Linked DNA regions of Homo sapiens: region 2 is linked to region 1. Evidence: read pairs that join two places in POLR2A ChIA-PET (ENCODE). Cell type or tissue: GM12878. All regions are shown on one strand. Links, peaks and the distances in the headings refer to the core of each region. The heading gives the core; the rest is flanking DNA. Region 1 has its middle 19 kb from the start of NT5DC4. Region 2 holds the start of LOC107985934 (a long non-coding RNA gene).

The links. ChIA-PET counts read pairs that join two places held together with the same protein. Peaks named below come from ENCODE experiments on the same cell type or tissue, not always from the same donor. Only the 100,000 strongest peaks of a DNase experiment are listed, where the experiment ranks them.
Region 2: POLR2A ChIA-PET joins it to region 1 with 13 read pairs; 25 of 35 experiments call an interaction of 5 or more read pairs at or near these places.

The regions. Positions count from the first base shown.
Region 1 is chr2:112,695,721-112,708,071 of GRCh38, forward strand. No RefSeq gene overlaps it. Among named protein-coding and RNA genes, the nearest start is that of NT5DC4, 19 kb to the right of the region's middle. In GM12878, for the core only: no CTCF peak of the experiment used is centred there; a DNase peak (open chromatin) is centred at 6,385; H3K4me3 peaks cover 410 bases; H3K27ac peaks cover 2,880 bases.
Region 2 is chr2:112,630,098-112,642,448 of GRCh38, forward strand. It overlaps LOC107985934 (a long non-coding RNA gene), which reads left to right and starts at 3,197. Exons shown (of 2, transcript XR_001739642.2): 1 at 3,197-7,473; 2 at 8,863-9,749. SLC20A1-DT (SLC20A1 divergent transcript) reads right to left here. Exons shown (of 5, transcript NR_033871.1): 4 at 11,986-12,092; 5 at 11,733-11,885. RefSeq lists enhancers at 553-1,070, 10,336-11,535, 10,775-11,069, 11,665-12,351. In GM12878, for the core only: no CTCF peak of the experiment used is centred there; a DNase peak (open chromatin) is centred at 6,629; H3K27me3 peaks cover 374 bases.

The sequences.
Region 1 (12,351 bases), core at 2,280-10,279:
CAAAAAGTGAAAACAACCCAAGTGTTTATCAACAGGTGAATAAATAAGCAAAATGTGTTGTATTCACACAATGGAAAGTTATGCAGCCTTAAAAAGAAAGGAAATTGGCTGAGCATGGTGGCGCATGCCTGTAATCCCAGCACTTTGGGAGGCTGAGTTGGGTGGATCACCTGAGGTCAAGAGTTCGAGACCAGCCTAGCCAACATGGTGAAACTCCCATCTCTACTAAAAAATACAAAAATCAGCTGGGCGTAGTGGCAGGTACCTGTAATCCCAGCTAATCGCTGGAACTGGGGAGGCGGAGGTCGCAGTGAGCCGAGATTGTGCCACTGCACTCCAGCCTGGGCAACAAGAGGGAAACTCCATCTCAAAAAAAAAAAAAAAAAAAAAGGAAGGAAATTTTTTGATACATGCTATAACATGGGTGAACCTTGAAAACAATTACACTAAGTGATATCAGCCAGACACAAAAGGAAAAATCCTGTATTATGATTCTATTTACATGAAGTACATAGGAAAATTCATAGAGAAAGAACATAGAATAGTGGTAACCAGAGCCTGAGGGGCAGGGGAAATGAGTTAGTGTCTAATGAGTACAGTTTCAGTGTTGGAAGATGAAATGTTCTGGAGATGGATGGTGGTGATGGTTGCACAGCAATGTGAATGTACTTAATGCCACTGAACCGTACACTTAAAAATGGTTAAGGCCCGGCGTGGTGGCTCACGCCTGTAATCCCAGCACTTTGGGAAGCCGAGTTGGGTGGATCACGAGGTCAGGAGATGGAGACCATCCTGGCTAACACGGTGAAACCCCGTCTCTACTAAAAATACAAAAATTAGCTGGGCGTGGTGGTGGGCGCCTGTAGTCCCAGCTACTCGGGAGGCTGAGGCAGGAGAATGACATGAACCTGGGCAGCGGAGCTTGCAGTGAGCCGAGATCGCACCACTGCACTCCAGCCTGGGCAACAGAGCGAGACTCCATCTAAAAAAAAATTAAAAAAAAAAAGGTTAAAAAGTGGCACATTTTATGTTGTGTATATTTCACCACAACAAAAGACAAAAAAGTGATGAATGCACATAGTAAACATAATTCATTCAAAAAAAGTGAATGTTTTCCAATTGGCTTTCCCACCCTGATTCCCAGTCTTGCTTCTCAGTTACCCATTGTTAGCAGATGCTGGTGGATCCTTCAAGACATGTTATCCCTACGCAAATAGAATCATGCTGTCTACAAAACCGCAACTTTTTTTTTCACTTGCTAATATCACAACCATCTTTCCAATTCAGTATAGGAGCATCAACCTCATTCTTCAGAAGGTTTCATTTTAGGATATTCCGTAATTTAACCAGCTCTTTCTTAATGAACATTTCGGTAATTTCCAGATTTTTGCTCTACAAACTATGCCACGTTACATATCTGTTTGTGCTGCATTAATTATCTTTTACATAGCTGTGGGAATATATCTGTTAGATAAATTCTCAGAAAAAGGATTTCTGGATCAAAGGGCATGTGTGCTAAAAATGTTGGTAGATATTGCAATATTGCCCCACAAAAAGAATACACTAATTTTAATTCCCGCCAATGGGCTAACTCACTGGCCATTCCTCTATTCCTCCCTCCCTCTCTCCATCCCTTCTCTCCCTCCCTTTATTTCCTTCCTTCTACCTAACAAACAGACAAGTAAAAAGTCCTTTTTTTGGCTGGGCGCCGTGACTCACGCCTGTAATCCCAGCACTTTGGGAGGCCAAGGTGGGTGGATCACTTGAGGTGAGGAGTTCGAGACCAGCCTGGGCAAAATGGTGAAGCCCAATCCCTACTAAAAATACAAAAAATTAGTCAGACATGGTGGCAAGTGCCTGTAATCCGAGCTACTTGGAAGGCTGGGGCAGGAGAATTGCTTGAACCCGGGAGGCGGAGGTTGCAGCCAGCCGAGATAGCGCCACTGCACTCCAGCCTGGGCCACAGAGCGAGACTCCATCTAAAAAAAAAAAATGCACTTTTTTTCAAGGTACATAACAGGAATAAAAATAAAATGTATACTGTTTCTCATAGTCTGATGATTCAGGTTTGGTGTGTTTATATGACAGATTATTTTGAAATGTTTGGGCCTTATGCATGATTTTTGTGTTGCCCATACACATTTAAAAAATATATTTTGTTTTAAGGAATGACTGTTGTGCTCAGGGTATAATTTTAGTTTTGGTTGTAATCACCCTTTCTTTATATGATTACTTATTTCCCTGAAGTTTTTAATTTTTTTGAATAGGTAATATATTTCCATGGCTCACAATTCAGAACTAGGAACCAATGTATTGTGAACAATTTATCTCTTTCTCTTATTTCCTGTCTCTAGTTCCTACCACCTTCTCTGTCCTCTGAAATCCTGTTTTTAGTTTCTTATATATTCCTCCAGTTTCTTTATGCAAATGGAAGAAACTTCAAATATAGATTCTTATTCCTCTTTTTTTAAATAAATAATTTCAACTTTTATTTTAGATTCAGGAGGTATATGTGCATGTTTGTTACCTGGATATATTGCGTGATGCTGAGGCTTAGGGTACAATTGATCCGGTTACTCAGGTAGTGAGCTTAGTACCCAATAGTTAGTTTTTCAACCCTTCCCCTCCTCCCTCCCTCCGTCCCTCCCTCCCCTCTCTAGTAGTCCCCAGTGCCTATTGTTGCCATTTTTGTGTCCATGTATATCCAATGGTTAGCTCTCACTTACAAGTGAGGAAATGTGGCATTGGTTTTCTGTTCCTGCATTAATTCACTTAGCATAATGTTCTCCAACTGTATCCATGTTGCTGTAAAGGATGTGTTTCACTCTTTTTTATGGCTGCTTAGTATTCCATACTGTAGAGGTACCACATTTTCTTTATCTAATCCATGGATGAGCACCAATCCATGATTTTGCTACTGTGAATAGCACTTTGATGAACATACAAGTACATGAGTCTTTTGGTAGAACTATTGTTTTCCTTTGGGTATATACCCAGTAATGGGACTGCTGGGTTGAATGGTAAGCTCAGCTTTAAGATCTTTGAGAAATCTCAAAATTACTTTCCACAGTGATTAAACTAATTTACATTCCCACTAACAGTGTCTAAACCTTTTATTTTCTCCACAGCCTCATCAGCTGGTTTTTTTTTAATTTTTTGACTTTGTAATAATAGCCATTCTGACTGGTGTGAGACGGTATCTCATTATGGATTCGATTCCCATTTTTCTGATGATCAGTGGGTGGAGCATTTTTTTCATATGTTTGTTGGCTCCGTGTGTATGTCTTCTTTGGAGAAGTGTTTGTTCATATCTCTTGCCTACTTTTTAATGGGGTTATTTTTGTTGTTGTTGTTACTCCCTTCTTTTTTTTTTTCATGCAGAATGTAGATACTATTTGTTCTGCAAACTTTTCCCCCACAGTTGTTGGTAAATCTTGGAGGTCTTTCCTTACTAGTAGATAGAAAGCTTCCTCATTCTTCTTTTTTTTTTAATTGAGGTATGATTGACATGCCAAAAAGCTGTACATATTCAGTTTGTACATCTTGATGAGTTGAAAATAAATATATACCCATGAAACTGTCACCATAAAAAAGCCATAAACATAACCATCAAATCTAAAAGTTTTCTCTCTTCCTCTTTTTTTGTGGGTGTGATAATGACATTTAATATGAGCTCTGTCCTCTTAACACCATTTTAAGTATACAATACAGTATTGTTAATTATATGTGCCATGCTGTACAGCAGATCTCTAGGACTTGTTCATCTTGAATAGCTGAAGCTTTGTACTTTTTGACCAGCATTTCCCTGTTTCCCTCTCCCCCCAGTCCCTGGTAACCTCACTTTTCAAAGTCGTATGTGTATAAAGTATTGCATTACTGTGGGGCCTTAACTTTATTTAACCAGCCTTCTATTGATGGATATATGCTACTTATTTTACTGTTATAAGCAGTGTTACCATGAGCAGCCTTATATATGTGGACATTTTGGATTTGTACAAATCAATCTGAAGTGTAAAAGTGGAATGGGTCAAAGAAAGGATTGATCTTTTTTTTTTTTTTTTTTTTTTGTAGAGTCAGTATCTTGCTGTGTTGCCCAGGCTGGAGTGCGGTGGCACCATCGTGGCTCACTATGGCCTCAAACTCCTGGGCCCAAGCAATCCTCCCACCTCAGCTTCTCAAGTAGTTAGGACTACATCACAGCCAACTAATTTTAAACATTTTTGGCAGAGATGGGGTATTGCTCTGTTGCCTGGGCTGGTCTCAAACTCTTGAGCTCAAAAGATCCTCCCGCCTCTGCCTCCCAGAGTGCTGGAATTATAGGCATGAGCCACCACACCTGGCTGATTTATCTTAATTTTGATAGATGCTGTCAGATTGCCTTCCAGAAGTGGTTGCATCCATTTACATTCCCACGAATAATGTTTGAAAGTTCCTCTTTCTCCACAGACTCACCAACAGAGAATATTATCAACTAGTTGGATTTTTGCCAATGTGATAGGTGAAAATTATCTGTAGTGTTAATTTGCAGTTATTTTATGAGAGATTTTGATGATCTTATACATTTAAGAGCCAGTTGTTTTCCTTTTCTTTGAATTGTTTGTTCATTTTTCTCTTATTTGGTTATTGATGTTTTTCTCAAAGCTCTTTATGTATTAGGGAGATTCACTCTTGTCTGTGTTACGAGTTGTAAGTTCCTCTTCCCACAGTGTCACATGCTTTTGGTTTTGCTTATGGTGTATTTCATCACTGCCTTCTGAATTATGATTGCTTAAATTTTTTTTTTTAATTTTGAAATAATTTATGACCCAAAGAGTTACAAAGATAGTACAGAGAGTTCCCTTAAATCCTTCTTTCAGCTTCCCCTACTGTCCTCCAGAATTATGGTACAATGACTTTCAGTCAGAAAGGTAACATTGACTCAGTGGAGTTAATTAATACATAGATTTCAGTTGGGTTTCCCTAGTATTCCACCTAATGTCCTTTTTCTGTCCAGCATCCAATCTAGGATCCTGTTTTGATTTAGTAATGATATCCTCTGAATCTCCCATCTGTCACAGTTTCTCAGTCTTTTCTTGCTTTTCATGACGTGGACAGTTTTTAACAGTAATGGTTGGGCATTTTGTAGAATCTTCCTCAATATAAGTCCATTCAATGTTTTCTCATGGTTATATGAAGGTTATGGATTTGGGGGGAGAATAATGCAGAAGTAATGTGCTTTTCTACCAGTGTACCATGTCAGGATACATGATATTAACTCTGATTGCTTGGCTAAGACAGTGTCCAGCTGGTTACTCCACTGTAAAGTTTCTATTTTCCCCCTTGTAATTAACAAGTATTTTGGGGGAGGTACTTTGAAGCTACTGAAATATCCTGATTTTTCTTAAGCTTCTGATGCAGGGCAAGTGAGCCTCCAAATTGGAGATTAGCCAGAGGGGGTTTTTGGCTTTGCTCAGGAAAGAATTCAAGAGTGAGCCAGTGGTGTGAGACAGCAACTTTTATAGATGCGGTAGTGAAGGGCAGCAGCAGAGGAACTGCTTCTTCTGGAGCACGGCTACCCATAGGCAATGTGCCCAGAGCAGCAGCTCAGGGGCAGTTCTGCGGTTATACTTATACGTACTTTATTTATTATCATTATTATTTTATTTTTTGACAGAGTCTCACTCTGTCGCCCAGGCTGGAGTGCGGTGGAGCGATCTCTGCCTCCCTGGTTCAAGCGATTCTCTTGCCTCAGCCTCCTGAGTAGCTGGGACTACAGGCATGTGCCACCACGCCCGGCTAATTTTTTATGTTTTTAGAAGAGATGGGATTTCACCATGTTGGCCAGGCTGGTCTTGAACTCCTGACCTCAAGTGATCCACCCGCCTCAGCCTCCCAAAGTGCTGGGATTACAGGCATGTGCCACCATGACTGGCCTGTATTTTATATACAAATTAAGTGATGGGTTATTCAGAAATTTCTAGAAAAGGAGTCATAACTTCCAGATGTTGCCATGGCAATGGTAAACTGTCATGGCACTGGTGGGTGAGTCTTATGGAAAGATATTTTTGGTGCCTCTTCTCTGTTTCAGCCAGTCTTCAATCTCATCTGGAGTCAAGTCCTGCCTCCTACCTCACTTCTACCCACTAATTTTAGCATTCTTATATGGATCTTGTTACAGACTGGGCCAGCTACATAATTTGTAGGTCTTAGCACAAAGCGAAAATGCTGGGATTGCAGGCCTGAGCCACCGTGCCCCATCAATCATTGCTGTTTTAAAATTAATAAACTTTATCTTTTAAAGCAGTTTTAGTTTCACAGCAAAACTGAGCAGAAGGTGCAGAGTTCCCATCCACCTCTCCCCACCCATGCACAACCTCCCACACTGTGGACATCCCCCACCAAAATATTAAAAATCGATGCACCTGCACTGACTCATCCTCGTCACCCAGAGTTCATAGTTTACATTAGACTTTGCTCTTGGTGCTGTACATTCCATGGGTTTTGACAAATGTATAATTACATGTATCCACCATTATAGGATCATGCAGAATAGTTTCCTGTCCTCAAAATCCTCTGTGCTCTGCCTGTTTGTCCCCTCCCTTCCCCCAACCCTTGGTAACCACTGACTTTTCTGCTGTCTCCATAGTTTTGCCTTTTGAGAATGTCATGTAGTTGGAATCATACTGTATGTATCTTTTTCGGCTGGCTTGTTTCACATAGTAATATGCATTGAAGTTTCCTCCCCGTCTTTCCATGGCTTGATAGCTAATTTCTTTTTAGCAGTAATATTCCATTGTCTTGATGTACCACAGTTTATTTATCCATTCACCTATTGTAGGATATCCTAGTTGCCTCTAAGTTTTGGCAATTATAACTAAATGTGCTGTAAACTTCGGTGTGCAGGTTTTTTTTTCTTTTAGACAGGGTCTCACTCTGTTGCCCAGGCTGGAATGCAGAGGCACAGTCATTGCTCACTGCAGCCTTGACCTGCTGGGCTCAAGCAATCCTCTCACCTCAGTGTCCCAAGTAGCTGGGACTACAGGCATATGTCACCATGCCTGGTTAATTTAAAAAATTGTTTTAGATATGTGATTTCCCTATGTTGCTCAGGCTGGTTTCAAACTCCTGGGCTCAAGCAATCCTCCAGCCTTGGCCTCCCAAAGTGTTGGGATTGCAGGTGTGAGCCACCATGCTTGGCCTCTCTGTGCGGATTTTTCTGTGGACATAAATTTTAAATTCATTTGAGCAAATATCAAGTAATGTGACTGCTGAAACATATAGTAAGAATATGTTTAGCTTTGCAAGAAACTGCCAAATTGTCTCCCAAAGTGGCTGTACCATTTTGCATTCCCCACCAAAAATGAATGAGAGTTCTTGCTGCTCCATATTTTCACCATTATTTGGTGTTGTCAGTGTTTTGGATTTTCGACATCCTAATAAGCATGTGGTGGTACCTCATTATTGTTTTAATTTACAATTTCCTAATGATATATAATGTTGAACATCTTCTCATATGCTTACTTTACCATCTGTGTATCCTGTTTGGTGAGGTGTCTGTTAAGACACCTGTTAAGGTTTTTTGTCCATTTAAAAAACGTTATTTTTTACTTTTTTAGAGACAGGATCTTGCTCCGTCACTTAGGCTGGAGTGCAGTGGCACAATTGTAGCTGACTGCAACCTTAAACTCCTGGGCTCAAGCGACGCTCCTGCCTCAGCCTCTTGAGTAGTTGGGATTACAGGTGCATGCCACTGTTCCTGGATAATAATAATGGTTATTATTATTAATTGTAGAGAAGGGGTCTCGCTATGTTGCTGGGCCTGGTCTTGAACTCCTGGCCTCAAAGTGATGCTCCCACCTTGGCCTCCCTAAGTGCTGGGATTACAGGTGTGAACCACTGCACCCAGCCTTTTGCCTATTTTTAAATTGAGTTGTTTGTTTTCTAGTTGTTGCATTTTAGGTCTTTTTTTTGTCGGGGGCAAAGGGGACGGGGTATCATTTTGTTGCCCAGGCTAGAGTCCAGTGGTACAGTCATGGCTCACTGCAAACTCAACCTCCTGGGCTCAAGCAGTCCTTCTGCCTCAGCCTCCTGAATAGCTGTAACTTTTTATTTTGTTTTGTAGAGATGGGGTCTCACTATGTTGGCCAGGTTGGTATTGAACCCCTAGTCTCAAGCAATCCACCCACCTCAGCCTCTCAAAGTGCTGGGATTACAGGAATGAGCTATGACGCCTGGCTAAGAGTTCTTTGTATAAAGTGGATAACAGTACTTTATCAGATGTGTCTTTTGCAAATGTTTTCTACCAATTCCTGGCTTCTCTACTCATTCTCTTGACATTGTCTTTCAATATTACTGCATTTTAATTAACCACTTTGAAACTCTATAGGGAATTTTTAAGTTCATTTTACTTATTTATTTTTTTGAGACGGAATCTTGCTCGGTCGCCCAGGCTGGAGTGCAGTGGTGCAATCTCAGCTCACTGCAGCCTCTGCCTGCCGGGTTCAAGTGATTCTCCTGCCTCAGCCTCCCCAGTAGTTGGGACTACAGGCATGTGCCACCATGCCCAGCTAATTTTTGTAGTTTTAGTAGAGATGGGGTTTCACCATGTTGACCAGGCTGGCCTCGAACTGCTGACCTCAGGTGATCCACCTGCCTCATCCTCCCGAAGTGCTGGGATTACAGGTGTGAGCCACTGCTCCCAGCCTTTAAGTTCATTTTTAAAAGTTGGTTTTTTTGTTTGTTTGTTTTGTTTTTTTGAGATGAAGTTTCACTCATGTTGCCCAGGCTGGTGTGCAATGGTGCGATCTTCACTCACTGCAGCCTCCGCCTCCTAGGTTCAAGTGATTCTCCTGCCTCGGCCTCCCGAGTAGCTGGGATTACAGGCATGCACCACCACGCCTGGCTCATTTTTGTTGCTGTTGTTGTATTTTTAGTAGAGATGGGGTTTTGCCATGTTGACCAGGCTGGTCTTGAACTCCTGACCGCGGGTGATCCGCCCTCCTCAGCGTCCCAAAGTTCTGGGATTACAGGTCTCAGCCTCTGCACCCGGTCTCATTTTTAAAAGTTTGAACTCATTTTTTTCCTTGTCCTTGAGTACGCTTTTCAGTCTCGGTCTTTGCCTTCTTCCCTCTTATATCTACTGTCTTCACCCTTTTTCACAGCTTGAGTCATTCAATAAATGTTGAGTGTGCACCTACTACATGCCAATCCCTGTAGATACTGTGGATATGCTATGGAACAAGAAAGACAAGCTCCGTGCTCTCTTGAGTCTTCCTGAAGGGTCACATCTACTATATACATAGAAATGTAAAAAGAAATACATGCTTGTTATTTTAAAAAAGAATAAAATAGAAGTGTATAAAGTAGGATGTGAATGTTTCCCCTCAGTCACCCTAATCCCACTCCTCTGTAGTCTCTATAGTTAATGGCTTGGGGTGTAGACTTCGATGGTACCTTTGGCTAAACCAAATCTGCATGATGTGGAGGTCTCAGGTTGTGGCAGACCTGGCAAAAGTATTTCCAGATGGAAATTGGCACTGGTTGGGATGTAAAAACCAAGCCAGAGTATCCCCATTTTCATTCCCAGAAGTTCTCTTTTCGATAGGCTTGCCTGATTGTTGCCTGCTGACCTTGGAAGTACTTGAGGCTTCCAAGATGTGTTCCTTGCAACCCTGGCTGGGATGCTGTTCTAAAAGATTCCATGGTCAAAGGAGTTTGAGATACACTCTCTATTATAATTCCCTTCTTGGGGGCTCATTATGCATATCAAAGCATCAAAACTCTGAGAAGTCCTGCAGTCATAAATCTTGTTTATTCCCATCTTCCCTAAATGTATTTAATCATGTCTTCTATTTGTTCCATGGAACTCTCGTAACTCCTTGTTGATCCCGGGTTCTGTGGAACTGACTCAGGGAGCCCAGGAGCCTGTGCTAGCCCATCTGCATATGGTTATTGCACCAATAGCTCAAGGAGGTAAGCAAGCAAAGTGTTCCAGATCAGTGACTGACACAGTGTCCTGTGCAAATGTGCTGTGAATACAGCATTTCTCCAGGGCATTTTGTATCTTTCTAGGGTGAGGCGAAGGCCTCCGAGGATGTGAGCTTCCCCTGAAAAAATTCACAGCAGATGACCAGTGATGCAGACCAACCTCGCCACCACTCATGCAAGAACATTCTATATTCATGACCTTTGCTTGTGAAACCCAGTGACCACTGTGGGCTCTAGGCTTATTTAGACATAAGCTTGGCTTGCACTCCAAATTCAATGCCTTCTAGAAATCCAAAGTACTCCTCAGAATTTCCACCATTTCCCTAGACACCATGCCCTCATGTTATCTCTGACTTTAGCTCCTGTTCCTATGGGTGCTGTCCTGGTTCCACGCCTCCAGATGGTAAAAATGTCAGCCCTTGAGATTTCTGCAAAGGGATCTCTTCACAGCAAGCATGTGGTGTATGGGAGGTTTGGAGCAGGAGTGGGCATGTGAAGAAGACAGAGGAGAGGTCTCGGCAGCCTATGGTATGGTAGGCAGCCCCATCTGTAGAGTCCCTGATCTTGGGGGCACCAGTGGCCTCCATCTCATCCAGTCCTGGCTTCCTTTGCACGTGTTGCTGCTCTCTTTCTGTCTCTTCCTTTCCTTCCCCTCTCTCCACCCCCTTTGCTGCAAAGACTCCTGACTCACGCAAGAGTTCAGCCCTATCTGCAGATCTCACCTTACTCAAAGGGGCTTATCAGGCCAGTGGTGAGGGAGTGTGGTCTGTACAACCACAGGAAGCGGGTTGGCCTGTTGGAGCATGAGCTCTTTTTTTGCTTTGTAGATCTTGGTATTTGTTCTTCTTGGATTTTCTAGTGCTTTCTGGAAACTCTGCTTTCTCAGGCTGTAGGAATGGGAATTCAGGGCATGTCCCAATGTGGGAGCAATGAAGGAAGCATAGACAGAGAGATATGTGATGTGCGTGAGAAAGGACAATTTTTAAAATTTTTAATGAGAACAAATTTCTTGGAAAAGATAATCTAAACAAAAGGAAAAAAAATCCAAGTTATAAGAAGAGTATACAGTGAAAAGCAAGCCTTCCTCCCCACTTTCAGTCCCTTAGTTCTTGTTCCTAAAATAGCCACTGTCACCAGCTTCTTATTGATCTTTTGGGAAATGTTTTATGTGTATATAAACAGAAATGTATATGTATTCTCCCCCAATAAAAAAAATAAATGATAGGCTGGACGCTGTTGCTCACGCCTATAATCCCAGCACTTTGGGAGACTGAGGTGGGTGGATCATTTGAGATCAGGAATTCGAGACCAGCTTGGCCAACATGATGAAACCCCGTTTCTACTAAAAATACAAAAATTAGCTGTGCATGGTGGCGGGTGCCTGTAATTCCAGCTACTCGAGAGGCTGAGGCAGTAGAATCGCTTGAACCTGGGACGTGGAGGTTACAGTGAGCTGAGATTGCGTCACTGCACTGCAGCCTGGGCGACAGAGTGAGACTCTGTCTCACAAAAACAAACAAACAAACAAACAATAAATAAATGGTAGCCTGTCATACATATAATTTTACTTTTGCCTTTTAAAAATTTAACAGCATATACCTTCACTATTTTACATGGAGCTACTTATAAATATATGTTCATAAACACACACAACACACGTATATTTTATTTTTTTCCTTTTATTGGCACAAAAGTCAAACCTAGGTGATCCTTCTCATCAGCCATTGGAGAAGGCTTCTAGGGCATGGGATTTTCCAGTATGAGGTGGTATTCTGGGTGCCAGAGATTCCTGACGTCAGATTTAGTGACGATGAACACTAAGCATCGTTTCCAACTGCTCATAGCTGTGGCAGATTGTATCCTTGTTCCCAGTTCTCTTCTGTCCACTCTGTAACAGGATCTGTCTGTATCACCCCAGGCCGCGGGACCTGGAGCACCTTCCCATGGGAGGAGTGTATTCCCTTGCTTCCTTGGCTTTAGGCTTGGAAGAGGGTGGGAGTTGTACACGCCAAGTCCAAGTCAAAGCTCTAAAGACCATTGTGGACTTCTGCTTTGTGTCTTTGTCCGTGACCATGAGGTTGGAGATAGGAGCTGGGCTGTTCCTTCAGCTTGGGTCTCAGACTAAGAAGACATGGAATAAAGCCACAGTTGACCCACATCTTTGAATGATGTGTGTGAGAAATAAACCGTGCTTGCTGTAATCCCCTAAAATTCTGGAGTTGTTGGTTACAGCAGCCTAACCTGGTGAAAGGTGACTCCTGCTAGGAGACAGTGTTGGCTGTGCTCAGTCACAAAGCACCAGACGGCTCTGAGGATCTGGTTCCTTGCTCGCAGTGTCCTCTGTTTGATCTGGATCAGCTGTCCGTTGATAAAGAAGCTGAGCTG
Region 2 (12,351 bases), core at 3,024-11,023, 65 kb before region 1:
GGTGAGGTTGGTAAATTCCAGTCCCTAACTTTAGCCCTTAGACAGCTACATTTAGATATTGGATATTTGCCACCCCTTTCAATTACTGGGCTCCAAGAGATTACCTAGGAGAAGGCAGACTCTATATTCTGGATCTGCGACTAAAAAATGTTTTTGCACAAAACGTTTGCTCCTTTAGTTGTTTTTGCTTTTCTCTTTTGTCTCTACTTTCTAAGCCACTCCCTGTTTGCTGAGCTGAAAAGCAAGTTCTCAGCCCTGCTGTCTCTTTCTAAAGCCAGCTTGCCTGTAGCCCCCAGGGGTGAGGAGAGGTGTTAGAAGAAAACACTTCTCCCCTTCTGGGTCCCTTCCGCAGCTGGAGTTGGTGCACAGTGGGGATAATGAGAAAAAATAGGAAAGCAAAAAGGCTTTGTGGGAAAGGAAGGTGGCCACATACCAACGCTGGGTCTAGCTGGAGGGCAAGCAGGAAACATGAACAAAATGAAAACATGGAGAATTCCTATCAGACCACTGCTTCACGGCATCCTAAGTTTTAATCAGGACGAATGTTCAGATAAACCCAAAAAATCCTTGAAACGAGGACAAATGCAACATTTGGCCCTCAAGTCGCTGCCTCCCATTGTCATCCCCTTTTGAAACAACAAAAAATATCACACATGTCTGACCTGCCTGGCCAACATGGTGAAACCCTGCCTCTACTAAAAGTACAAAAATTAGCCGGGTATAGTGGCAGGTGCCTGTAATCCCAGCTACTCGGGAGAGGCTGAGGCAGCAGAATTGCTTGAATCTGGAAGGCGGAGGTTGCAGTGAGCTGAGATTGTGCCACTGTGTGTGTGTGTGTGTGTGTGTGTGTGTGTGTGTGTGTGGTGTATACACACACACACACATATATATCTCCCACATCTCCCACAAGATAAAGTCAATATCTGGTCCGCTTTGATCGTTTCCTCCCTGTCATCATTGCCCCTGTGTCCCTCCTGGCACCTCTGCCCAAGCCTGGTCCAGCAGCCCCTTGCCCTGGATTCCCACACCAGGCTACAGCTGTCCATCCACGCCCCCATCCCCTCCGAGAACACGCTTCCTCCTGCAGCCCGCTTCAGGACCAGCCCACACACCACCTCCTCCAGGGGCACTGGGGTTCCTGGAAGGTGCTGGCTCCTCCTCCCAACTCCAGGCACCCTGACGCCACTTTGTCAGTGTGGTTTTCACATCCTGTCCTAGCGGTATGTTTGTCTTTTCGCCCCCAGATTCACAGCTTCCTAAGTGAAGGAGCCAAGTCTTGCTCTTTTCTTTACCCTAGAACAAGATACAGTTTCTGATCATACTTAATATTTGATGAACAGATGTTTTCCTTTAAACGTTTAAAGTTTAACTTTTAAAATCTCAGTAAGAAATACATCTGACATTACCACCCAGACTCATACACACATGTCACTGAATCAAAAGTTTCATGAAATAATACTTACTCTGTTGGATGCACTCTGATATTTTCTTTAATTTCATTTTTTAAAAAGTGCTTGTGGGGACTTGTAGGTGGAAAGCCATGGTCCTAAAGTGTACGGAGAAGCTGTCATTGCTAAAGTGAGAGAAGCTTTGCTTCCAAGCTAGGATCAGGTTAGGATTAAACTATAAACAGATGAGGGCTTCTGTTTGCTCTGATCTGCAGACTGAGAGAGTCTGGCCTCATTAAGAAACAGAAGCCAAGGCGGGGCTTACTGACGATGATGGACTTCAAGCTCCTAGGGCCTGCTCTTTGCAGCTTTCCTGTTCAGTACTTTATATCTTTCCTTCACTCCTTTAACATACCCATCCCTAACTCACAAAGATTCCCCAGACTCCACCTGGTACCCCAGCGATATTGTGTGCACAGCTCTACGATGGCTCTTGTCACACTGTACTGTAATGCAAATCTTTTTTAGGTGGCTAGCTCTTCAACTGAGCTGCTGGAGGGATCCCGGCCAGGGAAATGCTGGCCAAAAAGAGTGTGTGAATGGGAGGAGAGGAACTTTTGCATCTTGGGGTCTAGAGGTGCCCATCTCTTCCTTGTTGTTGCCTGGGCAGGGGGTCACCACTGGCTCTGGAGCCACAGCGGGGAAAGGCAGGCCAGGGTACACCGCGGTGGAGCAGAAGGGCAGGGAGCAGTGATGTAATTCAATTACAGAACTCGGTTATCCCTTCACTTTGTGTAGAAACGTCACCACTTAATAAATTTTTTTGTTTGTTTGTTTGAGACAGAGTCTCACTCTGTCACCCAGGCTGGAGTGCAGTGGCATGATCTCAGCTAGCTGCAGCCTCTGCCTCCCGGGTTCAAGCGATTCTCCTGCCTCAGCTGGAGAGTCCTACTCTCCTGAGTAGCTGGGACTACAGAGGTGCACCACCACACCCAGCTAATTTTTGTATTTTTAGTAGAGATGGGGTTTTACCATGTTGGCCAGGATGGTCTCGATTTTCTGACCTTGTGATTCGCCCACCTCGGCTTCCCAAAGTGCTGGGATTATAGGCATGAGCCATCGCGCCTGGCCACCACTTAAGAAATTAATAGTCCCAGCTACTTGGGAGGCTGACGCAGGAGAATCACTTGAATCTAGGAGGCGGAGGTTGCAGCGAGCCAAGATCACACCACTGCACTCCAGCCTGGGTGACAGAGCGAGACTCTGTCTCAAAAAAAAAAAAAAGTAAGAAATTAAGAAAATAGGCTGAAGGTGGTGGCAAGTGCCTGTAATCATAGCTGCTAGGGAGACTGAGGCATGAGAATTACTTGAACCCAGGAGGCAGGGGTTGCAGTAAGCCGAGATCACGCCATTGCAGTCCAGCTTGGGTGACAGAGCGAGGATCCAACTCAAAAAAATAAATAAATAAATAAGCCGGGCATGGTTGCACATGCCTGCAGTCCCAGCTGCTTGGGAGGCTGAGGCAGGAGAATCACTTGAACCTGGGAGGAGGAGGTTGTAGTGAGCAGAGATAGTGCCACTACACTCCAGCCTGGGCGACAGAGCAAGAGTGTCTCAAAAAAAAGAAGAAGAAGAAACAAAACCAAACCAAAGAAAATGCATGACTGTTCCTCTTAATTATTTACCTAGCTCTGTTTTGTTACATATTGTAGTTGTAACCCATGAGCAATAGATAAAATGTCACTAGATAGAATGTTTGTGGCCGGGCACAGTGGCTCACTCCTGTAATCCCAGCACTTTGGGAGGCCGAGGCAGGCGGATCACCTGAGGTCAGGAGTTCAAGACCAGCCTGGCCAACATGGTGAAACCCCTGTCTCTACTAAAAATACAAAAAATTAGCCGGGTGTGGTGGCACGCACCTATAATCCCAGCTACTCGGGGGGGCTGAGGCAGGAGAATCGCTTGAACCTGGAAGGTGGAGGCTGCAGTGAGCTGAGATCGTGCCATTGCACTCCAGCCTGGGCAACAAGAGTGAAACGCCATCTAAAAAAAAAAAAGGTAACAAAAAACTCTCCCTCAAATTCGTGTTGATACCTAATTCCCAATGTGATAACATTTGGAGGTGCGGCCTTTGGGAGGTGATGCAGTCATGAGGGTGGAGACCTCATGAATGGGATTAGTGCCCTTATAAAAGAGACCACCAGAGAGCTTCCTCTCCCCTTCCTTCATCTGAGGACACAGTGAGAAGCCAGCTGTCTATGAACCAGAAAGCAGGCCCTCATCACACATTGATTCTGCTGGCGTTTTGATCTTGGACTTCCCAGCCTCCCTGTGAGAAATGAATTTCTGTTGCTTACAGGCCACCTGGTCTATAGTCCTCTGTTACAGCAGCCTGAATGAACCAAGACACCCATGTACACATTTACAAACAAAACAAGTACGGCCTAGCCCACATTCTCAGGAGCTTACAATTTTCCTTTAAGTAAAGTTACGTGGGAAGACCCTGAACTGTGGAGCAAAAAGGGCCTGCGTTGAGACTAGCTCTCCTGCTTGTCGTGCTGTGGTCTTGAGAAGCACCTGAACTCTTTGACCCCTTTCTCCTCATCTGTGGAATTAGGGTAACTATGCCATTCCCCAGGCTTGCTACCAGGAGGAGAATGCGGGGACAGACTTGGGAGCAGCTCACATTCCTGAAGAAGTTAACGTTCTAAGGTATGGTGGTGACAAGCCGGACCGGGCAGAATACATTCTTCCCGTGGTGAAACAGAGGAAAATAAAGCTGGACAGACAGTGAAGGGCCCTGTCATGGAAAGCTCCAGCCAGACAGAGCGGTCTGGAGTTTGTTTTGCAGGCAGTGGTCATGGGGAAAGGCTTTGTGAAACTCACGGTTCAGCGGCTGAGTCTCACCGCCTGTGTAGCTTGGGTGGGGTGGAGTGAGACTGGAGGCTGGGAAGCACCTGAGAGGTGTCAAGGGCTGCCGTGTGGACTTAGCCTGGGGCAGTGGGAGGGGTAGGGGTGGAAGGCAGGCCACAGGAGTGAAAATAGGGCCCCGGTTTCCAGGGCGTCGTTCCCCCTGCATCTTGCTCTCTGCCTTTCTCCTCTTGTCCTTCTGTCTCCACCCCTATCCCCATCTCCCAAATGCTTCAGAGCATAAAGGTGCTGCCCAGCCAAAATCACCCGCACAAACTCCAGGTAAACTTGGTCTGGGCAGCTTTGAGTGGGTCATGAGTGGAGGAAGGGCAGGCCCACTCTTTCCTTAGTATATGAGTGAGAAAAGCGACCGCTGGTTAGATCTCACAGGAAACCAGAGCCTTGTGGCAGCACCTGACTTCAGGTGCAGCACAGCCCACGGAGTGAGAAGCTGACACCTCTGTGCCTGCTGAGGCAGGCTGCTCCTTCTACACCAGGCCAGGGAAATCAGGTCACCCACTCCAACAGTCTGCCGGACGCTGGGGACTGACTGCTGCCTCTGGGGCATCCACCACAAAGGATTCATGGACTCACTGACAGGGCCAGGCACCTGGCTAAGGATCTCAAACTGGTGCGGCCCACGGGTCCATTCAATCTATAGATGGGTTTTGTGCGGCCAACACCGTCCTTCTTGTCTACCTGTTGTATATGCATTCTGGCCTTGCCCCTGAGTTTATGAATTTACCAACCCCACCTTAGCAGGGCATGAAGAAATGCAAAGGCGCTCCAGGAGCTTCTGATTTTGCTGGGAAAACAAAACAAGTATACAGGCAAAGAGGGAGGACAATGGCAGACCCAATGCATGGGGCAGTCATCTGCATTTCTGAGTTGAATTTAGAGAAGAGATCTTCTCCCACAGATGATAAAGGGGTGCATAGAGGTGAGGTGCACACGGCCTGGGGGAAGTCAGCCCTGGGATGAGCATGGGAGAGGGAGGTTCCCCAGTGGGGAAGGACACGAGGGTATGGACTGGAGAAAATCTGCATGGCTGGGCCCCATTCCACAAACAGAGGGCCCCGAGAGGTGTCTGCGTAAGGGAGTGATGATGAAGGCACATGGGGAGAGTGTACAGGACTGGGCCACCCAGGAATCAATAATCTGGAAAAGGTGGCAGAGTGGGGAGCTCTGATTCAGGAGAGGCACTGCTTTGGGAGAAATCTCAGAGGATGTAAAGACTGATGCCGTGTGGAAGTTGGATTCAAAGGACACCAGGCTTGAAGCTTCAGAGTATGTAAGAGAGGTGCAGCTCTGGTTATTGAAGCAGGGGAATCATGAGAGGGAGGTTGCTCAGGGTGGGAGGTGAGAAGCTGAGACATTTTGGTTTAAATGTTATATTTAACAGAAGAGATATGCAGCTTACATTGAGAGCTATGGGGCAGGACATGGAGGCCTGGTGGAAAAGTGCATGTGGAGGTGATGATTTAGGGCAGGGATGGATTCGGTGAAACCCCGAAAAAAATGTGGAGGGACAGATACTGGGGATAAGGAAAAAGGAAATTGTTGTGGAACTGGAGAGGTGGGGTGTACACAGGTGTCAGGGGAGAAGACAGTCCTAGGGAAGTGCTCTATTAGCATTACCAATTGCAGAGGTTTCAGAAAGAGTGCTGAGAAGAGGCTGGGGCGTCTGAAGCTAAGGGGCAACAAGATTTTCAGCAGGGGTGCGGAAACGGGCAATACCTTTCAGGGTAGAGGAGAGCAGGTGCAGGGGAAGGAAGGTGGACTGGTAGAGACTGCTATCTCAGGGAACAGGCAGTGGAAGTGATGGGTAGGAAGAAAAAGGAAGGCATAGATGTTTGGAGGCAAAAGGGAAGGAGACAGTGAGAAGGAAGTGCTGAATTTGCTGAGGACAAAGGAGAAAATGAGACAGAAAGAGGCAGATGAGGTGGACGGGGTAGACGGAGATGCTAATCTTGGATTTCACAACAGGCTGCATCCCCTATCCCTCCACTGTGTGCCAGGCCTACCAGCCTGCACCTGGCCCCAGTACCCCCAGGCCTTGGTCTTTATTCTTGTGGTTAGGCAGCATGGAAGTCAGGCAACTGGATGGACCAGGCATTCTCTGGGAATGGCCAAGGGTGTTCAAAGCCCAGGGCTGGGACCCAGAGCACCAGCAATTATTCCTTTTCCCGTTTGCTACTGATTCTTCTTTTCTTCCTTCATCATAGGGCCCATCAGAGCTGGTGGCTAGAAATCATCCAGAGGGCTGTAAACATTAGTGAGGCACTGAGTGGTCCCTGTTTCGGCCAAGGCATAAGCAGACAGATGGGAAGTGAAAGTGGGTAACCACTGAAAGGTGAGGGCGAGGGCTGGTTTCATCATCAGCGCCGCTGGCAACAAGAGCTATTAAGAGCCAGCCTTTGGCGAGACAGTAAGGAACTACAGATTTAAAATTCCTAGCAGCAAAGCTGTGTCTCTTCAGGGTTTGGTTACCCATGCTGATCCCATAACAACCACCATGCCAATGGCAGGGAACATCAACAAGCAAGGTGGTGACCATGAGGATGACCTTGCCACAAAACCAACCATACACCCCACACCCCTGGGGAAGGAGGCACCCACCAGCTGGGCCCTGTGGGGCTGTTCCAGAAAGTGCAGGTTGGGAGGAGGATGGAGTGAGGAAAGAGGCCAGGGTCTAAATGGAAAGGGCCAGTGAAAGGGAGAGACAGGCTTGTTAATCAATGACCACTACAGAGTTGGAAAGAGAAGGCAAAGAAAATGCCTCACTGCTGAGGATCAGCGTCCAAAGATTTCATTCTACTGAGAGTTAAAGAGATGCCAAAGCCGGGATTAATGTTGGCAAAGGAGATATGGATGGGCCATGACACCACCAGCCATATGTAATCAGAAGGGGATCAAAAAACATCCCCAGCCTTGAAATTGGCATTTTCTCTTATGTGCTGGGTGGACATTTGGCAATATCATATAAAATGAAAATATTTGCATAGCCCATGACCCAGAGAGTCCACTTGCATAAGGACGTGCTTTATAATGGTCTATTCCACTGCAGATAATAAAAGAAGGCGTGCAAGAAGATCTATATGCAGTGACGTGCAAAGGTATCAAGAACAAGTTGCGAAACCCCATGGTATGATTTCATCTGATTAAAAGAAAAAAGGTATACACTATATATTATAGTGAAAATACCTATGTGTGTGTGTGTGTGTGTGTGTGTGTGTGTATTACAAGTAATGATTAAAAGTAGTTATGTCGGGGGGTTAGACTAGAAAGTTGAGATTCTAAGGAGGAGCATTTTTCACTTGATATTCTTCTCTATGGTATAGTTTTTACATGAGCTTTTTTTTTTTTTTTTTTTTTTTTAGACAGAGGAGTCTCATTTTGTCTCCCAGGCTGGAGTGCAATGATGTGATCTCAGCTCACTGCAACTTCCATTTCCCAGGTTCAAGAGATTTTCATGCCTCAGCTTCCTGGGTAGTTGGGATTACAGGCATGCTCGGCTAATTTTTTTTTTTTTTTGATACCGAGTTTCGCTCTCGTTACCCAGGCTAGAGTGCAATGGTGTGGTCTTGGCTCAATGCAACCTCTGCCTCCCGAGTTCAAGCAATTCTCCTGCCTCAGACTCCCTGAGTAGCTGAGATTACAGGCATGCTCCACTATGTCTGGCTAATTTTTCGTATTTTTAGTAGAGACGGGGTTTCTCCATGTTGGCCAGACTGGTCTTGAACTACTGACCTCAGGTGATCCACTCGCCTCGGCCTCCCAAAGTGCTGGGATTACAGGCATGAGCCACTGCACCCAGCGAGCATGTATTATTTTTATAATAATTTTTAAAAATCTTGAGCTCCTCTTGCCCTAAACTATTTCCCCTATTAGTCTGGTTGTTTCGGTGCCCATATATTATGAAATAATCAGAATACAAGTCTGATAAATATGAATTCTAGTGGGGACAATGGAATAGGGTATTTGCAATTGAAGTCACTGCATGAAGTACTCTCTCCCTTGTCCCTTTCTCTCCCTTCTCTGGCCTGAATGTCCCATCCCTATCCCCATACCTGTAAGTCACTCCTCTGGCTTAAATGGGGAGTTAACACAGGGTGGTGGGAAGTATAGTAGACTTGGAGTCTCTCACGCATTGCCTGCCAGGGCCCACCGTGCAGGACTCCAGGCCCTACTCTAAAACTTGCTACTTGCCCGACTGCAGGCTCTCAGACCCTCATTTCCCTGTGATAGGGTAAAAAAAATACTTGCTCTGCCTACATCACACAGATGTGAAGATAAAATGAAACAATGCCTTTGAAGGTATCTGGAAACAGGAGAGTGAGTCCTATATATATCTATATATATGTGTGTGTGTGTGTGTGTGTGTGTGTGTATATATATATATATATACACATATATGGTTTTTATAAATCAGCGTTAACATTTGATTTTATAACCATCATTAAAAAGGGAGAGGTAAATGGGTGGAGAGGGAGGAGTGAAAAAACAAAATAAAAGGTAGAGGCAGTATTCAAGGTCACAGTTAAAAATTTCATATTCCCTGCAGGTGGTAGGTGCTGAATGGTTGAATAAATGAACAGTCCTAAAATGGATATATTTTGGGGCAACAGTAAGTTGCCCCCAGGAAGAAAATCACTTTTGGAAAATAAAACTGGCAAGAATCTATGCTAAATGGATGAGACCAGCCACAGAAGCACTTCATCCTAAAAGATGGTAAAGGTGGTGTATACAAAATTAGGCCGGGTGCAGTGGGTTATGGCTGTAATCTCAGCACTTTGGGAGGCCTAGGTGGGTGGATTGCTTGAGCCCTGGAGTTCGAGACCAGCCTGGGCAACATGGTGAAACCCAGTCTCTACAAAAAATACAAAAATTAGCCATTCGTGGTGGGATGCAACTGTAGTACCAGGTACTGGGGAGGCAGAGGAAGGAGGATCACCTGAACCTGGGAGGTCAAGGCTCCAGCGAGCTGAGATTGCACCACTGTACTCCAACCTGGGCAACAGAGTGAGGCCTTGTGACAAAAAAACAAAACAAAACAAAACAAAAAACCCAACCAACTTGGGTTGGGCAGGGTGGCTCACGCCTGTAATCTGAAAACCTTGGGAGGCCGAGGCGGGTGGATCACTTGAGGTCAGGAGTTTGAGACCAGCCTGGACAACATGGTGAAACCCTGTCTCTACTAAAATTACAAAAATTAGCTGGGCATGGTGGCAGGAGCCTGTAGTCCCAGCTACTCAGGAGGCTGAGGTGGCAGAATTGCTTGAACCCAGGAGGCAAGGGTTGCATTGAGCTGAGATTGTGCCATTGCACTCCAGCCTGGATGATGGAGCAATACTCCGTCTCAAAAAATTAATAAACAAATAAAAACAAAATAACAAAACTGGGGGATACCCAAACCCAATTAATATTCAAATAAATGCTTGTTAAATGCCAGGGATAGTGCTATGCATTTTACTTATTTAAGTCTCATAACAACCCTATTATTTCCACTTTACAGAGGAATGGGAGGCACAGAGAAGTTAAGCAATTTGCCCAACCTCATAGCATGTAAATGGTCGACAAGATTCTAATTTCTAATAGTCTGGCCCCAGGTCCCATGTGCTAAACTATCCCTTACCTAGAACAGTAGGAATGCTTGCTCAGAAAAACAGGACTTAAAATAGAAAAAAGTGGTGTTTTTTGAACATCTGACTGAAACGGAATGTGTTAACATATTGTTTCTAAACTTACCAGGTAGCAAGAGTCATTCTTGTGATTGCTTCCCAAACTGCAGCATGCTTATGAATCATATGGGGATCTTGTTAGAATGCAGATTCTCATTCAGCAGGTCTGGGGTGGAGTGAAGGCTCTAGGCAGAGGGCTAGAGGGTCCCATCATTGGAGATAGACTTCCCCACGGAAAATGAAGAAACTGGGTTCTGCTCAGAACCTCAGTCTCCCATGAGGCAGTTCCCAATAGCAGAAGCCTCTCTTTGAGTGCCCCAAACACCTGAATTTCTGGACCAGGAAAGCAGAGGTACAGCCCCAGGCCCTACTCCCTCCCTGAAAACTCAGCTTTTTGTGCCCAGCAAGCTCTGAGGTGGGGGGTCTTGTTGGGAAGCTTTCTCTTGCTGAAGGGATCAGACAAGTGAGGGGCACTGACCCTGGAAGAGGAATGCTGGGGAGCAAGAGCCTCGGCAGTGGTGGAGTGGACTGTGCAGTGAGTGGCCTGGCACAGTCTCCTGTGCTCTGGTCTGTAGAGAGAGCGAATGATAAATAAGGATGTACTGGAAGATGAGGTGTGTGGTTCATGTCCAGAAGTGGCAGGTCTGTTGGGGGAAGGGAGAGATTGACTTTGCCTCTTTGGCTGTTGTATTCATGGCCAGTCCTCAGTGTGAAACTCAATGCAAGAAGGGGTTTGTGGCCCATAAAAGCATGGGCTGGTCAATCTTGTTGATCCACTAGATCCATAGCAGGCTATTTGTTGACTGAACAGACGAATGAATGAAAGGCTAGGGAAGCCATACAAAGCCAGATGCTGTTACCCTCCACCTCCTCCTGGGATGACTTTGGGGATGACTCACGTCCTGCTGCCCCCTCACTTTCTCAGCCTAAAACCACACATCCTGGACTGTGCGGGCAGCGAGCTGACCCTTCCTTTTCTGCTGTAGGATCTTCATTACACAAAGTTCCTGAGTTTCCAGCAAGTTGCCTTTCTTCCCTGTTTAAGAGCTGAGAAAACTGGGCCTTGGGGAAAGCGAGAAGTCCCAGTTTAAGTCACCAGAGACGTCTTCCTAAAGAAGTATTCAGGATGCTGTGCTATCCAGAAGCTGGCTCCAGAGACACCTGGACCATTTCAAGCTCTAAGAACTGTGCTTCTGTTCCCTCTGCCTGGCTCCTATGCCATATCACACCCACATGTGTGAACTCAAAGCCAAAGGGAAGAGACCAGGCCATGTGCAGCCAGGACAGAGGCATGTAAAATCTAGAGAGGGTGGGCCAACCTCCCATACTCCTGTGTTGGCGGAGAAATAGACCCACCAGTTTGTCTGGCACAACCAAAACTCAGCTTTCTTGCCATGGGATGCTGGCCTGAGACCAGTCACAACCAGTCTCAACCAGTCTCCATATCAGGGCTTGGCTGTCTGGGTGCTTTCAAGCACCCTTCCCCCACCTGGATCCCAAGCATCCCTTGGACTCTGCCAGGACAGAGCCACAGATGCCGGGGGAAATGGGAAATGACTGGAGACACAGAGGACAGCCACATTCAAAGCTGGTGGGAAAGTGGTGGTGGTGACATGTGGCCCTTGCCTGAAACATTATTTTGAATTTATTTCCTGTAGGAATTGACTACAGGTGGGTTTTGTCTTGCAAGATAGGTTTCCTTTCTTGAGAAATCTCAAGAGAACAGAGTTTTCAGTAACTCTAAGACACGGTTAGGCCACTGCAACAACTTTATTTCTGGAGAGAACATGTGCTCTGGCTTCCTGCCTCTTCCTACTCTGGGGAAACTGGGGCCAATCTCGAAGACTGATCTCCTAGAAATGTCCTTTTTTATTCCAACAGGGTTTGATGCAGCTCAAAATACAGGCTGTAAAAGCAACAGAGTTAATAAAAAGGAGGGGGAAAGAAGGAGGAAGTAAATGTGTTAAGTGCAAATAAGAGTTGGCACCTAGGGCAATCATACTTGCCTCAGTACTTGCTGGCATCCTGGGAAAAGGCACTTACAATCTTGAAATTTGTTAGGTTCTTCGCAGCTTTAACTGCCGCTTCCTTCTCTGTGCCTCCGTTTCTCTGTCTATAAAGTAAGGGGAAAATACCTCATCTGAGATTTATTGAGAGCATCACCTGAGATAATCCATGCAGAGCACCTGAAATAGTACCTGGCACACAGTAAGCATTCAACTGCATCACAGATATTATTATTATTATTATTTTGAGATGGAGTTTTGCTCTTGTTGCCCAGGCTGGAGTGCAATGGCACGATCTTGGCTCACCGCAATCTCCGCCTCCCGGGTTCAAGTGATTCTCCTGCCTCAGCCTCCCAAGTAGCTGGG